Linked DNA regions of Mus musculus: region 2 is linked to region 1. Evidence: chromatin loops called from intact Hi-C (ENCODE). Cell type or tissue: left cerebral cortex. All regions are shown on one strand.

The links. Peaks named below come from ENCODE experiments on the same cell type or tissue, not always from the same donor. Only the 100,000 strongest peaks of a DNase experiment are listed, where the experiment ranks them.
Region 2: it touches region 1 in a loop (2.2-fold over the local background); 5 of 42 quality-filtered maps call a loop at or near these places.

What each region holds. Positions count from the first base shown.
Region 1 is chr9:55,321,206-55,329,205 of GRCm38, forward strand. It overlaps Tmem266 (transmembrane protein 266), which reads left to right and starts at 5,708. Exons shown (of 11, transcript NM_172923.4): 1 at 5,708-5,795. In left cerebral cortex, CTCF peaks have their summits at 3,461 (motif pointing right), 4,598 (motif pointing right) and 6,310; DNase peaks (open chromatin) are centred at 3,464, 4,579, 4,834, 5,547 and 1 more place; H3K4me3 peaks cover 2,115 bases; H3K27ac peaks cover 848 bases.
Region 2 is chr9:55,545,253-55,553,252 of GRCm38, forward strand. Isl2 (insulin related protein 2 (islet 2)) reads left to right here. Exons shown (of 6, transcript NM_027397.3): 6 at 171-926. The coding sequence ends at 287. It overlaps Scaper (S phase cyclin A-associated protein in the ER), which reads right to left. Exons shown (of 33, transcript NM_001357652.1): 33 at 4,627-5,619. The coding sequence ends at 5,516. Among named protein-coding and RNA genes, the nearest start is that of Isl2, 8.1 kb to the left of the region's middle. In left cerebral cortex, a CTCF peak has its summit at 4,283; DNase peaks (open chromatin) are centred at 144, 604, 976 and 1,503.

The sequences.
Region 1 (8,000 bases):
TTCCAGCTACATCATACTGCGCAAACTTTTACAGCTCTGTGTACACTCGAAGTAGCAAGGCAAAAGGGTTGAACTACAGGTCTCTGAATCAGACTGCCTATGTCTCAATCCAGGCTCCACACTGATGGTGTGACCATGAGCAAGTTAGCTACTCCCTCTGTCTCCTTTATAAATAAGATTAATAATAACTACATATTGTCAAAAAGAGTTATTATATAAAAGATTAATTCAAATAAGGTGTGTGGAGCCATCATTCTGGAATACTGTAAGCAGTTAATAAATGTCCACAAGTATTAGAACTTGGCCCAGATAGGGTTAGTGTTGCTGTGATGAACACCATAACCAAAGCAACTTGGAGAGGAAAGGTTTTCTTCAGCTTACATTTCCAAGGTGACAAACCATCACTGAGGGAAGTCAGAGCAGGAACTCAAGCAGGGAAGGGACCTGGAGGCAGGAGTTGACACAGAGGCCACGGAGCAGTGTTGCTTACTGGCTTGCTCCTCATAGTTTGTGCAGCTTGCTCTCATATAGAACCCAGGACCACCAGCCCATGGGTGGCCCCATCCAATCACTAAGAAAATGCCTTACAGCCAGATCTTATGGCGGCATTCTCTCAACTGAGGTCCCCTCCTTTCAGATAATTCTACCTTGTGTCAAGTTGACATAGACTAGCCAGCACAGAAGTCTATCAATAAAAAACGAGGAACCTAATTACATTGTACTAGAATTGAGCGTTGGATATTTTGTGTTTTCAAGTATATAGCTGCCAATAATATTCCACTTTGACACATGCGCTGTGTATCAATGAAACAGTTGGCCCATGAAGCATACACAACTTCCAAACAGAAACACACAGGAAAGCTCACTTGAAAACTGAGTCTTACTCATTTGCTGATCTTCTGAGACCAGATACTCAAAGAGTTTCTGACATTCAGAAGGTTCTTCTATAGATACCTCTCTACCATATACAAAAGTATTTCCAGGAATGATCACGAAACAAAATGTTAATAGGCAGGAAATAAAGATAGTGAAAACTCTACTTATAAGCCAACATAAAACAAAATACATTTTATAGTAACAAAGATCTAATGGAATTTATTAATGTCTTGGGAAGAGATACCTACATATTGGTCTTCCACAGTACTAAGCTTCACGCTATTTTCAATTTTCCAGATACAGTCTTTAGCCTTGAAGCAAATATTAACGATTAATAAAGTTCAAAGTCAGACATATCTGAATTCAATTATTCAAATCACAATTACACACACAAACTAAAAATAGGTAACGGCCAACCAAACTTATAACTCAAAGTGTTCCATTTTCTTTCGCTCTTAAACACCACATACTAAGTGGAGTGTGGTGGTCCATTCATGAGGGTGACACAGGAAGATTACCCTGAGTTTAGGATACATGGAATGAAACCCTGCCTCAAACAAAAACAACAAAACCTTACACATATGAAAAACTCCCAGTGGCTTCATAGAAAGGCAGTGCTAGACTCCTTGCTGCCTGTGTCTTCATCCTCCCATGTTTAGCAGCATGTTTAGTAAGACACTGACATTCACATGTAGGGAGGGATGGTGTTAAGATATGAACTTCAACTCTTGACTTGCCTTGAACTTTTATGACGTACTTGGAATACACCCAGCAGCTAAGGTCATGTTTAACTAAAGATCAATTGAAGCACAGGGTTCTCTAATGCTGATGTACAGTAGAAAGTATGCCAACAGATAAATGGTTAAAATATGTTAATTTGGAGGGGTGCTAGTGATTAAGTCTAGTGCCTTCTTCCAGTATGAAACTCTCCATTTTTCTCCTTGCCTCCCATCCCCCTCTCTTTGTGTTTTATCAGGGACTGAACCTTTTTCTTTTAAGATTATTTTGAGAAAGATCTAGCAAATGTACAGGTTAGCCTCAAACTGTCTATGTAGTTAAGGTGGGCCTCAAACTTTTCATCCTCCTGCCTCAGTTTCCTGAAGAGTTATAGGTAAGTACCACTATGCTCAGTAAGAAAACCTTTTGCAGTTGTTTATTGAGGCCGAAGGAATGCATGCTATTGTACTTTCTGTTGCATCTAATATAGACTATCTGCATATGAATATTGCTAATTGTGTCAAATATATTTACTCATTAAAGCTACCTCAGTAGGATTTTAAAAAGAAACCTGCTGTTAGCAGTTACTGTGACTACTTAAGCCTCGGATAAATATCACCCAACATAACAGAGTCTACTTCTCAGCTCTCCTGGACACAGCGTGGCTCTTCTCTGCACAGTCCACATTAGCAAAGCTGTGTTATAAGGCATTTAGAAGCACCCACAAAATATGCACATGTAGATAAACATCAACAATTTAGGACTTGGCATAAAACTCCAATTTTCACAAATTATGAGGCATCAGATCTGGATATTTTTTCCAATTAGTAACTTAAACAGAAGTTTTTATTCTGAGACCAATTTTTTTTTTCAGATATTCATAGGACCAACATCATCTTGAATTTACCTTCTCATAATCTTGCTGCCATGGAATGAACACACACAAAATTCTGTTTGTGTGATTTTGGTGCTCTTGAAAAAACTGTCTGCCCTCCTTCCTTTCCTTCCTTCCCTTCTCCCTTCCTCCCTTCCTTCCTTCCCTCCTCTCTCCCTTTCTGATTTTGGACTTTTGAAGGAGGGTCTTATTATATAGCTCATGCTAGCCTTGAGCTTCTCTCCTGCCTCAGTTTCTCCAATGCTAGGAGTACTGGCATACATTGACACTCAGAAAAAAGGGGAGTGCAATTTTTTTTTTTTAAGTAAAAGGTCTGACTTACTTCTAAGGCATCTTGCCATGGATAGTATGCCAATGATACCACCTTAGAAACAGTGTTGTCTGTCAAGAAAGCAACACACACATCTTAAGCAGTCTCTTCCATCCTGCATTTTAGCGTGTTTTCTTGACGCTCTGTAACTCCTTTCCACGTGCACAGAAAGGCCTCCCTCCCATTCCTCACCTGCCACAAATTGAAGCAACACCTGTGCTGTTTGGAGCTGGAGGAGTTCCCAACCTCCGCTATCAGCACTGATCGCCTGAGGCAGTTAGAGCCAAAATTCCCAAGTCAATCTTCTGGAAATTAGATTGCAATGCGCTTGAGAGGCTCCACAATCTGACTCTAAACAAGTGTTTGTTACTGATTCATGAAGACCGAGCAAGCTGAATAGCAATAGTGAGACGCCTGCTGTGGGTTTCAGTTTTAGAGCAGTGTGGTAATCCTTCTCTGGATCTCAGGATTTGGTGTATATGAGAAGAAGAACAGGCAACATTAGAGAAAGTAGAGCGACATCTTGTCGCTATGTCCCCAGTCCTCCTCCCCCGTGTGCACGAGTTTGTGTGTGTGAGTGAATATCATCGAGCTAAGGTTTCAACACCCTAAAGAAATCAGGATTTTAATTCGGGCATGTGTTGTGGTAGTGACACACCACCAGGGGGAAGCATAGAGCTGACAAGTTGCAAATGTTAGGGGATTTTTTTAATTTCCATAGGGTTTCCGGGAAGGGTAGAGAGAGAAAAGACACGTGTAACTGGGCATACAGCTGAGTGGCAGAACCCTTGGGTAGCACAAATGAGGCCAGGATTCAATCGCCAGTGCTGCAAAACCAAACAAGCCAGAACGAAATGGCAAAAGATGTCCTTGTGTTCCTCTCTAGTTCCTCTTAGATAACCATGGTAGAAAAAAATGTTACCCTAAAGTGACATTGTAAGTAACGTTTTAAAGTAATATCTTCAAGTAACATCTTTAACACTTACACTTAAAAGAAAAAAAAATGTATTAGAATACAAAGTTTCTGGATAAATGGATGTAGTCTAATTTTTCTCCCTGAAAATACTTGCACTACTCTTAATATTTAATTAGAGTTTTCTTTAATTAGCCTTTCTTTGACTTACAGTTTAGAGTCCATCATTGAGCAAAGCCAAGACCTGATGCAGAGGCAGTGGGAGAACACTGCTTGCTAGCTTGAATAGCCTGCTTTCTTATAGTAAGGAGGACCACCTACCCAATGGTGGCACCGCCCACAGTGTGGGAAGGCACAGCTGGACCCTTCAACATCAATCTATGTCTACAGGCTAATCTAGTGGAGACAACTCTTGGAGTGGATTCAGCCACTAACAACACACACACACACACACACAGAGAGAGAGAGAGAGAGAGAGAGAGAGAGAGAGAGAGAGAGAGAGAGTTTTCTTTCTTTTTTCTTTCTTTTCTTTCTTTCCAACAATGTCTCCCATTCGGTAGGGTAGTCTGTCTCCTCCCTCTTGATTTTCTGGCACATGGGGTAGGGGTGGGGAGTGATTAGTTTCATGCAATCTCATTAATTCCAGGGATTATTGTTTGTGCTTGTTATTGGAGTCTAATTCAGGAAATCTTTGTATCTCAATGTTTTGCCAGATGGCTAACCAGCGAAACACTGTCATGAATGCTGTTCAAAGCCCTTAAGGAAACTTAAGTGTAGTTCTACTAAATGGGGGGTCACGGGGAGGTAGTATGGAGGGAGGACAGCATTTCTACTTTCCAGTCTATTTATGCCTAGAACCAGTAGGGGGAAATCCTGTCAAGCCAAATAACTTCTACAACTGTTTTCTCCAAGGACCCCCTGCCCCCCGAAATTAGACATTACAGATGGTTAAGAAATGTTGGTAGGTGAGGACTAAACAAAGACATACTTTTCCATGTACATTCCTTGTCTAGACATTTCTGTATCTATTAAAAAACCGATCCGAGCCCTTCAGGCGGTTCTATGTATGGTCTGGGTTTTAAAGCTTTCAATTCTAATTTCTACCGTTTTGCTAGTGGAAGAGAAGGCAAGAAAGTCGCAGGCGTTCCTGAAGGCCACGTGAACCTAACCAAATAGTGATTATTCTGGAGGGGAAGCCAATGGGGGAGAACCCCAAAGTCACTCAGGAACTTTGTGCCCTAGAGAAAGAAGGGTTTCCGATCTTTAAAGTATCTAACATAAGAAGGCCAAAACCCCAAAGGAAAGCGGCTATTTTTAAAAAACTGTTTTTAAAAACTGTTCACAGCAGTAAGCTTTTTTTTTTTTTCCTTTTCACACGTGAGGCTTTTTTTTTTTTTTTTTAAACCCCCAGATTGCTCAGTCACTCTGTCTACTCTAGGCATTCTCAATCGGGACAGGCGCTTCAAGGGCAGAAAACTCTTCATTTACAATACATGACCAACACGCACAGTGTATCTGTCACGTGAGAATGTGATGGGGACCACCGAGGGGTGGGCAATGCCTTCAAAGGCTCCTTGGGGCAATGCACACACCAGGGGCGGCAGGCAGAAACCTCGGAGGACACTGCGCGCCGCTACTCACAGCACAGTGTGTGAAAACGCACCCAGGGCGGTACCGTGGGACCGCAGGCGCCCGCCCGCCCTCGGCCGCACCAGCCAGCCTCCGCTTCGAGCTCCTGCCCCCTGTCACCCGCGCCACGAGGCCCGCTTGCCCTTCGCCGGGGGTGACTGCCCACACGCGGCCCCCGCTGGTCGCAGTTTCCTAGACAGCCGCGCGGCCCCTCTGCAGCCTCCGGAACGCGCGAGCGGGAGCGGGAGCGGGCAGCGAGAGCGCAGGCGCGGGCCCGGGAGAGCCGCCGTCCCGAAAGCGCGTGCGCGCGCGCTCGAGCGGGGTGGGCGGAGGGGCGGAGGGAGCGGCGGGGCCGCGAGGGGGCGGGGGGGTGGGGGGGCGGAGAGGGGAGCCCCGGGAGCGGGAGCGCGGGCCCGGCGCTGCAGAGCAGAGCGAATCCTGAGCTCCGGCAGCAGGTACGTGTTCTTGCAGCCGGCAGCCGCCGGGGCTTCCCCGGCTGTGGCCCGGGCGGGCGGGTGAGGGAGGCAAAGGTAGGGGCCGGATCGTGGTTTGCAGGGTGACTGCCCTGGAGGACTAGGATCCTGCAGCTGACCTTCATGTCCCGGGCTGGGGAGCCGGACGACCATCCTCTGGGGAGCACGGGGTCTTCAGATCCAGACTGGGGATCTGCTTGTCACATGCTTCTTATTTATTTTTGCAAACTGTCCTGGTTCGGGTCCAGCTGCGGATGCCTTCCCTCCTATTCTTTGCCTCTGTGTGCCATCTTGCATTTATTAATAAAACATGAAAGCTGGGGGTGCGGGAGGTTTGCTTCTAAGGGGAATCCCATTGCAGTATAGCAAGTGGACGCCTATTTTCGGTTTTCAGACGTGGTGTAGAGGTGGAAATCCCACACCCTAGGGGTTTGTGGCTTTGCTGGTCGTGACCACTTCCTAGTGGGCTTCCCCGGTTTGTCGCTAGGTGCCCCAGCGGCAGGATGGACGGTCTGGAAAGGATGGAGGGTTTCATGTCAGCCTGGCGTACTGTTCCGAGGACAGGTGCAGACAGTTCCCTGCTTGCTAACTTGCCAGGGAGGTTTAAACCCAGGAAAGAAATTCTTTCTAAATTGTTAATAGGAGGCCTTGAATTGAGCATCTGAGTCTTGCTTACTCAGACTCATCGCGGTTTTGCATCTGAAGCCGATTAAAGCTAGCCACCTGTTGGAAGTCAGACCCCATACTCCATTCTGTTTCATAGTCACCAATACTGAAATAATGAGGTCCGTAAGACCCCATTCTATCCTCTTTAAATGTGTTGCCTGCCAATTCTTTCTTTTGAAATAAATTCTCATTTTTTCCATTATATAGTTTAGACTGAAATATGATTTACTTATATTCCATATACATACATCACCATATTCTAAGCACTGGGTTTCTCTTCAGGGTATATTATCTATTTCCCTAGCTTTAACTTGGCTGTGAAGAAGAGTGGGGAAAGTGGACTGTATGTAACTGCTCCCTATGGCCCTCCCCCAGGAATAATATAGTGAAAAGAACAGAAAGAGCCGGAAGCACAAAATGAAAATGACTCGCAAGCTGTGGGGGTCCAGCAGCTGGACTGTGGTACCACATTAAACCAGGAGATGTACTTGTAGGGACCCAGTGCTGAGCTAAACGCCATTTGTGGCTCATTTCCTTGGGTCTTCACTGCAAGGCTGTCATCTCTGTGTTGGAGATGAAGAAGCTGGCACTTAAGGGGTTAACTGACTTACCCAAGGTCGCTCAGTCAGGAGCAGGGTAAAGATCCAGTTCATCTGCATCACACCCGATTGCAGATTGCAGGACGCTGGGGGCTCAGCATTCAACTTCAGTGTTGCTACCCCATCCGTCTTTTCATTAAGATCGGGTTCACGTGTGAGCGCATAGGCCCTGATGCAATTTTCCATTTCACAGATCCCGTACCAATTTTGTGGCTTTCCAAGATGAGAAACTGGTGTTCATGAGTGGCACCGCGTGTAATTTCTTTTGTGGTGACACTGAGCCTATTTTTAAACACAGGGTCCAAGGCATCCTGCATTAAAACTACCTCACATAATCAATTATGTTCAGTTTAAACCCACAAAGTACCTACAGATCATGTGGGTGCTGGCGTACTCTTCACACCCTCGCCCTGCCCTACCTGTTTGAGCACCATCTCTTGTTGTCACTGCTGGTCGTCACTCCACTGTCTTGTCACACTTGTGGGTGCTATGAGGGGGTAAATGACTCCATGTCAGCCATGTGGCACAGTCTGGTGTCTACAACCATGGCAACTATTCACTAAAAGCTCTTAGAATGTATCCATTTAACTATGGAGATATATATACATACATACACACACACACACACACACACACACATATATGTAATCTCTCTTTTCACAAGTGCATTCTTACAGCTCAGGTGTTGGACTTGGTTACACATTTGTAGCAGTTTTCATGGACTTACAAGCTGTTATAGTTTTGTGAATGGAAAATTCACCTAACAGAGTTGCTAGATTTTATACTCAGGCTGTGCAATGGAGCTAGTAGTGAGAAAGGTATGGTTGAACTTAGAGAATTAACTGGAAAGCACATCATATGGAAGACACAGCTTTTAATGATGCACACACTGGCTATGATAGATAACAGTAAGTGAGATATA
Region 2 (8,000 bases), 220 kb after region 1:
AATGTGTCTTTCACCTGATCCCAATCCCCCTGTGCGGGCGGGGACCTGGCAGGGTTTACTCAGCTGATGGCTTGTCTGGAGGGAACACTCCCGGTCTTTGAGCAGGTAATCCAGGAGCAGCAGCCTGAGCCTGTGTTCACTTGTTTTCCCTGATGTCTCTGCCCTTCCAGGTTTCCTTCTCCGAGTCAGGCTCCCTAGGCAACTCTTCCGGTAGCGACGTGACCTCTCTGTCCTCGCAGCTCCCGGACACCCCCAACAGTATGGTACCTAGTCCGGTGGAGACGTGAGCGAGGACCCCTCCCTGCCAGCCCGCGGACCTCGCATGCTCCCTGCATGAGACGCACCCATGCTCAGGCCATTCCAGCTCTGAAAAATCTCCGGCCCTTGTAATTATTGTTGTTATTTAAAGCGAGCGGGCAGAGGCACGCGACCGCGACGGGACGGCCAGCAGCGCTGGGGCGCAGCCTGCACCGCTGAGACTGGAGACTCCGGCTCCAAGGACTTTTTTTTTTCTTTCTCATAACTAGAATTTGGGACATTCTGGGTTAGCTCCGCCCTCGCCTCTCCCTCGCTGCGTGGGGAACTGTCACTGTCTCTCTGCGCCTTGCTCGCCCGGGAACCCATCTGATGGGGTCCTACAGGGCCCTACCGGTGAGGACGCCTGCTCCGAACTCGCCTGCGCTGACCCGAGGCTTTGTTCTGGACCTGGCAGCGAGGACGGAACAATTCCAAGAAACAGACATAACCCCCAAAGCGCATGACTGCCGGACAGAGTAGAAACCAGACTGTCTTTTAAAAAGTGTTTTAAATTATCAGTCGACGGAGGACAGTGAGAGCCTTTGCCGAACAAACGTAAGTTATTGTTATTTATTGTGAGGCGAATAGTGGGACGAATATTTTGATCTTAATAAAACACAACCCGATGCCATGCCGCGCCTGTGTGCTGTTGGCGCCACGGGAGCCAGACGAACGCCACTTCGCGAGTGGGCCTCGTTTCAGCTTCGCCGGCTCCACCCGTCCTCGTGCTGCGGTTCAATCGGCGCCCGACGGGCGGGCCAGACCCTGATTGGGCGCCGAGGGCGTGCCCGACGGGGATTGGGCGTCTACGGGGCGGGCCCGACACTTATTGGGTGCCGATGGGGTGGGGCAGGGCGGTTCCAGTGCAGAGTGAACTGCGAGGCGTTTCCGGAAGTGGCAGCGCTCCTAGCCGGAGGGGAGGACACTTGGAGACTGGTCCGATCGTGGGGTGACTGGTTTAGGGAGCGAAGCCCACTCTGCGCCCCCTGGGCTCTGCGGCGCGTCCTTCGTGCTGTCCCTAGAGTGGATGCGCGACGTGATCAATCTCGCTGCATTTATTAATTCCTCCGTCTAGACAGAGGAGAAGGCCGGGGCGGCTCCTTATCTACGTTTGGCATCACCTGCAAGCGATACACTGAAGGAGCCACAACAAGCCCCCGCTAGGATCGCGGCTGCAGGAGAAAATAAGTCCACCCAGAACCAGTCTGGCGTGTCCTTGGTTTATTTTCTTTCCAGGCCCGAAATGAAGGGGGCGGGGGATGGCCCCTGGATATGTCGTGCCCAGGTCACTTGGTGTGACATTTCAAACCCCTGCGACTTGTTTTCTTGAAAACTGGCTTTAGTGATCGCAGGAAATAACCAAGAGATACTGAATCTGCAGCAGGCCCCCGGGCAAGCAGGGGGTTGGGGGGAGGATCCCGGCAGGCTCAGGTTTTACCCTCTACAAATATTTAACCCTTTGGCAGTCTGGGATAGTTTTTCCCAAAGCCAGCATTCTGCCCTCCCTTGGTTGGTTCAGAAAGCTGCCAGCTACCAGCCAAACCACCATCCTATGTAACAATCTGACATTCCTATTGTCTCCACAGTTAAATGGCCAACTGATCCGGTTTTGTTTTTTTGAGAGAGTGTAGTGCCCTGCTGCAGTAGGGGACAGTTACCATTCTAGCTTATAGGAATGAGCCCAAACCCTCTGTTAGAAGCAGTTGCTTGGGCTGTCCAGCAGTTTCACACTCACCCACCCACCCTACAGCCCCAGTTAAGGATTGAACAGTTCCTGGCAATAGAAGAAAATGATAACAGGTGGGAAAATTGAACCATATTTATAGTTTACTTCCTTAAAGTCAAGGTGATGCTAGCACTTTAAAAAAAGAGAACATTCTCTTTCTTGGGGATCTAGGAAATGGTCTGCAAATGTACACATATATATTCTGTATATCTATATTATATACATACACAGAATTAATTAGGGCCAGGTTTACCTCTTAAGGCTGGTTCTTTGAGGCGTCATTCCCTTAACTTAGACCATTTCCTTCCAAGCAGAAATACAGATTTCTCTGTTTTGCATCTGGTTGGCTATTGGATAGGAAACGAAACTATAATAAATCTTACTTTTGGAAACTTGCCTTTCAGAATATTGTTTTTTTATTTTTTATTAAAAAGGAACGGGCCCTTAAAGAATTTCATTATTAGCACTACATTTTTGCTTTGGATAGTGTGCAGTGTTTTACAAATATCTACCTGCCTAGTTACTATGATCTTTCCCCTCATCATTTATAGCTTAAGCCAACCAACAACTCATTTCCACTGGACACTTCAGTGTGCCTTTTATTCCTTTGGGGGAATTACCCAGGTAAAGGAGTGCTTTTCCTCCCACTACCCACCCAGAGGAGTGTGTGGTGCTCTCAAGTTCCCAGGAGGAAAGGCTTGTAATGTCTTTGGCAAGGTATCAGATCTACAGTTAGTTACATTAATAAATATCAATTTTACTGGCTCCCAGGACATCTTTAAACATATTTTGTAACGAAGTACGGATTTCCTAGTAAATTAAATTACCTGTGACAATTACAACTTTTGTACTTTACACTAATGTTGAACAGGAGACATCAGAGCTGTAGGAAAATCTTAGTTCAAGGAAAGGGGCTATGAGTGGAAAAGTGGAATTATTTAGCATGGTTCACTTCAGAAGATGTAACTAATTCTTTGCTTAGCTCTGTTGAATTGAGGCAGGAAAAGGATCCCAGAAACAGACAAAATTTTGGCCACACAATTTAGTACATATTGCAAGGCTTCATAATTCTGGGAAATTCAGAGTCCTTGTGGCAGTATTCCCATTGCATTTTAATATTAGATGAGTGCAGGACAGAAATCAGCCTTTCAGTTTAGAATATGGAGTAGGTTAAAGCTCAGTCTTGTCAGAGTTGGGAAGACAGGTTTAAATGAGCCATTGTTCTAAGACTGCCCTTCCCAAATGCCAGACTCTGCCACTTTTGTGTAGGGGTGGGCTTACACTGCCCTGCAGTTAGCTATGTACACCAGGAGAGAGAGAGAGAGAGAGAGAGAGAGAGAGAGAGAGAGAGAGAGAGAGAGAGAGAGAGAGAGAGAGAAAGAGCCAGCCCAATGGAGCTGCGATAAAAGCAGGAAATTCGGAGTTTATTAAGCTGATGCATGGGCAGATTAGAGGCTTTTAACTGTGGGTCTGATTGATGTAAAAGTAAACTTTCTTTAAAATGCTGAGATTCAGTGCTATAATGAGGATTGTGTGACCAATTACAGGCTAGCACCTTGTTGATGAAGACTGTGCATGAAAAATACAGATAAATAGAGCTAGGTTGAGAGTAGTGATGGGAGCAAGAAAGGGCACAAGGAAGTACTCCACTCAGATCCAGATGTGGGGGCAGTGGCCTTTGTGCCTTCTGCAGCAATCCCCAGGCAGGCAGCAATGCTTGGTGCATCTACCCTTTGGTCCAGAAGGTCGGCACCTAGAGGGAGAGTGGCTCATCAATTGGACTCGGGTGGGCAGAAGTTTGTCTGTTGGGAAGTTGGATGTGTATAAGAAGCGTGGTTCAGAGAAGGGGATGATTGGGGACCTAGAGGACAATGTTGTCTCTGACATCCACCAGAGCTGGACCAGGAGCCAAGGAAAGATGCAGGTGTTTTTCACAGCTGCAAGGGGCTGAAGAACAGAGATTATGGTTTGAGCCAGGTCTTGACCTAGGCTGGGTGGACGCGGAGTTCTGGATTCAAGGTGGATGGGGCGACTGCCTGAGTCTGGCAGAGGGCAAGGGGGTTGGGGAGCAGCAGAGCCCGAGGACTCCTGAGGAAGCTGCAGTTCTGATGTGCCCTTGGGCTTTTGGAGTAACTGGCTCTCAAGAGTTTAGGGGTAATTTTGTTACCTTAGGCACAAAATTTGGTTGCAAATGTTGCTGCTCCTGGGGTCCAAGCAGCTTTTTCCCGCGTGTTCGAATTCTGGGTTTGTGGTGCTCCACTGCCCCAGGTGGAAACTGCAGGCACTGCCGACTGTGGCACTGTCCCACACAAGGGCAGCGGACCCTTCCGTTACATGTTTAATTGCTAATTCTGGGAGGTTAATCACGATTGTCTCTATTATTTATGATTTTTTGGCAAATTTCCGAGCAGATAAGAGGTATATTCCACCGTGAATCGTCTCGCAGGAAACATTATAAATACTTGATACCCCCACCCCCACCCCGCAAGGACGACCCTCTAACTGTTCCCTCTGGTACCTGCAACTTTAGCTGTCCCTCCCTCCTTCCCTCCCCAGAGATGGGGTGTATAGGATCTAAGCAGGAGCACCCGCAGTGCTTGGCATGGCTTACATTAGACCTTTTTATTTTCTTTCGATTTGTAAAACAGTAAAAAACATTGAACACACAAAACTGTAGTGCCATGAGGTTTGAAAAAAGAAATGGCTAGAATGCTAGGTAAGTTGTTGCTGTGTTGTTCAGCTTCCTGTGACAATCTTTAGGTTTCTGGGTCAGTTTTCCACAGCTAGATCTTTCTTGTAATTGCTAAATATTTCTCAGGCTCCGCACTGGGTGGGTGAAGAGGGCCCCCTGTGGCCCAGCCCATCAGGAGCGGTGCACATCACTGGCTGTATTCAGAGACATGGCCACCCTCATTGTTTCTTTTACTCCGTGTTGTTTCAAGTAAATTATTTAAGAAAATACTTGATACTCCCTCATTTTCAAAAAATTTATTTTAGAGGCTAAATTTAGCTCAGCAACACGAATAGTTCACAGTGCTTTCTGCCAGTGAAGTTCCCGACCAGTGGTTAGGTGCTGTAATTTCAAATAGTACAAAGGCTTACTGAAAGTGTTAGTTACACAGGTCTCTAACTCCAAAGAAAAACTTAAAGCAGGGCTTATAAATTCTTAACACTTTCTCAAATTTGTACTGCTTAATGTGAAAAGTCAACACTGAAAACTGTGTTACTTCATTACAAGAATGATATTTGTCTAACTTTACCATATTACAATTACAAGTTACATAGCATGGAAGTAATAAACAATTCCAAAATATTATGCACAAAGGAAACAAACTCAATTTGCAAAGCTAGGAAGGCCAGTATGAACAGTCTTTATAAACAATGCACAGAGGGGTATCTACAGTAGGAGAGTATAAACAGATCAGAGGCTCCTCAAGGAACAATGGAAAACACTAACAAAGGGACTCAAATACAGAATTAGCTAAAAAACATTTATTTTTTTTCTTTTTTCAAGAAAAATTGCCGGGCTTCTTCCCAGGCCTGCTGAGGAAATCTGTTAGCCAGTTCCAGGTAGTTCCCGGGGTTCTGGAATTTTCCTGAGGAAGACAGAAAAGAGACTAAAAAGTAACTTCTGAAAGCTTAGAAATTAAACATATTTTTATATCAGAGTGCAAATGAGACCATACATTTCCAGTAAAGCACTGTAGTGTATTATAAACATGTATTTTAGCCACAATTCAGTCTGTGTTCCTAACATTAACATATATAAAACATTAAAAAGTATTTATTTGGGGACTCTAGGTACAGTGAATATAATATAACATGGTGACAGCTATGCATAGTCTTGCATAGGCACATCTGAACATGTGAATGATGACTTCTTTATTATTATTATTTTTGGTGCTGAGGTCTGCACACAAGGACCAGCTCTTCCACTGAATCATCATCTGGGCCTAAATGGTGACTTCTTTTTCCTAAAATAATCTACTCAATTTAAAACATGGACTTAGGCCTAACTTTGAAACTGTTCAAATCTGGCATTCAGTAGTTTAGCAGAACAGAGGATATCTTCAGCAGCTTTGCTTATCTCCCAAAAAACTTGGTATAGTCATGGGACAGTGGATATGAAAGCTCAAACTCCTCTTAGTTGTGAGAACCTGGGAGCCCACAGCTACTTTCAAATCTAAGAGATTACCTGGACAACAACCTACAAATGATGGACGCATTTTATTGAGGACTTAATCTAAGCAAAAAGGGAGCCCATGTAGAAGCTGTAAGCTGGGTACTTGGTAAGAAGTCATCTTACAAAAAAATCAAAGATTATTAATTTGTCTGAGTCAGGTTTCATTGTGTAGCCCTGGCTGGCTTGTAACTTGCAGATAGCCACCTGCCTCTGCCTATTACATACTAAGATATGTATATGCACATACATATATATGTACACACACACACACACACACACACACACACACACACAGAGCCAGAGGCACTGGGCCTCCTAGAACTGGAGTTACTGGTGGCTGTGGGCTGCCTGATGTGGGTGCTGAGAACTGAACTCTGGTCTTCAGCAAAAGCAGCAGGTGAGTGGAACTGCTGACCACTCTCCAGCTCTCACATCACTTTTCTTTAATTAAGGAAGCATGTTATGAACTGTCACTAATAGTGCTGAGAGCAAAGCAGAGAGCAACCGTTCAATTGCTGTTTTATGTGTGAAGCCTGTTGTAGATATGTAAGGAAGGCAAAGAAAGTACCTGCCCCCTCTCCTACCGCCACCCCTATCCCTGAGAAAGAAGGTTGGGACTTCCTCTGGCTTTGCTCAACCAAGCAAAGGGAGGCAGCTTCAGCCTTTGGGACTTGGCTTTCCACACACTTAAATGGTGATTCATCTTTTTTTAGGGCAGAAGAAAAAGAAAACGTCTACATACTTATACTGGCAAAAAATATTGTTGCTTAATTAAACAAATACATTAGAATATTTGTAAAAGTATTTTCATATGCTTAAAAGTTAAACACTTGTTTTGTAATAGTAACAAACTGGACTGATTTCCCTTACATGTCCTAAAAAGAAACAGGCTGCGCCTGAGTGAGGGCAGACTTGAGCCTGCACATGGAGGCTGCTGCACACAGTGGCGCCGACGCGAGTTTCTGAGGCTTTGCATAGCTTTCTGTTTACTTTCTGAGTACCTGAGTCAATAAAGCCTCCCATCTTTTCCAAGATACTGTAACAGTTTTGTTGTATTTTCTTCTGTGTACTTTGCAACACCTGCCTACTGTAGTTTTTTTTTTTTTTTTTTTTTTTTTTTGTATGACAGCCAAATTGTCTCCAAGTAAAGGCTTCCTGATGGGTGCCATAAAGAACCCTATAGGTTAGGAGTGGGCTTAAGAACAATGTCTATTATATATTTCACTTCATGTAGCCCAGGTTCACCTCAAATTCACTATATGGCTAAGGGTGACTTTGAAAGGGTTCTGTCTCTACCTCCCTGTGCTGGGATTACAGATATTTGCCACTATGTCCAGTTGTGAAGAGCACTTATCACTATCAAACTAATAAGGACACGGGGAAAACCTAGAGTGGGACTCACTAATCAGAGATCCTGCCACAACAGCCAGAGACCAAACTACTTCTCAATTACAGCCTGGGTAGCAGGCTATTTTAAGACATTTAAGATCCTAAAAATGAAGCTTAGAACTCTACATCTCTACCTCTGTCCAGGAGAACACCTCAGCAGGAACGAAAAGAACAAATGCTCGAGACTCTTTACTTCCAGAACTCTGCAAATGGGATGTTAATGTCTCTCAATGTAAAGTTTATTTTCAATTAAAATAGGTCAAGAGCTGGAATTTAGGGTTCTAGCTATTGTCATGGCACTTTTTTTTTCAACATGGACAGAGAACCCATGTTAGGGACTGAAGCACTTATAGTGATTTGTGTGGGCCAATGGAAATATGATATGACTTCCCTGTTGTTAGTAAT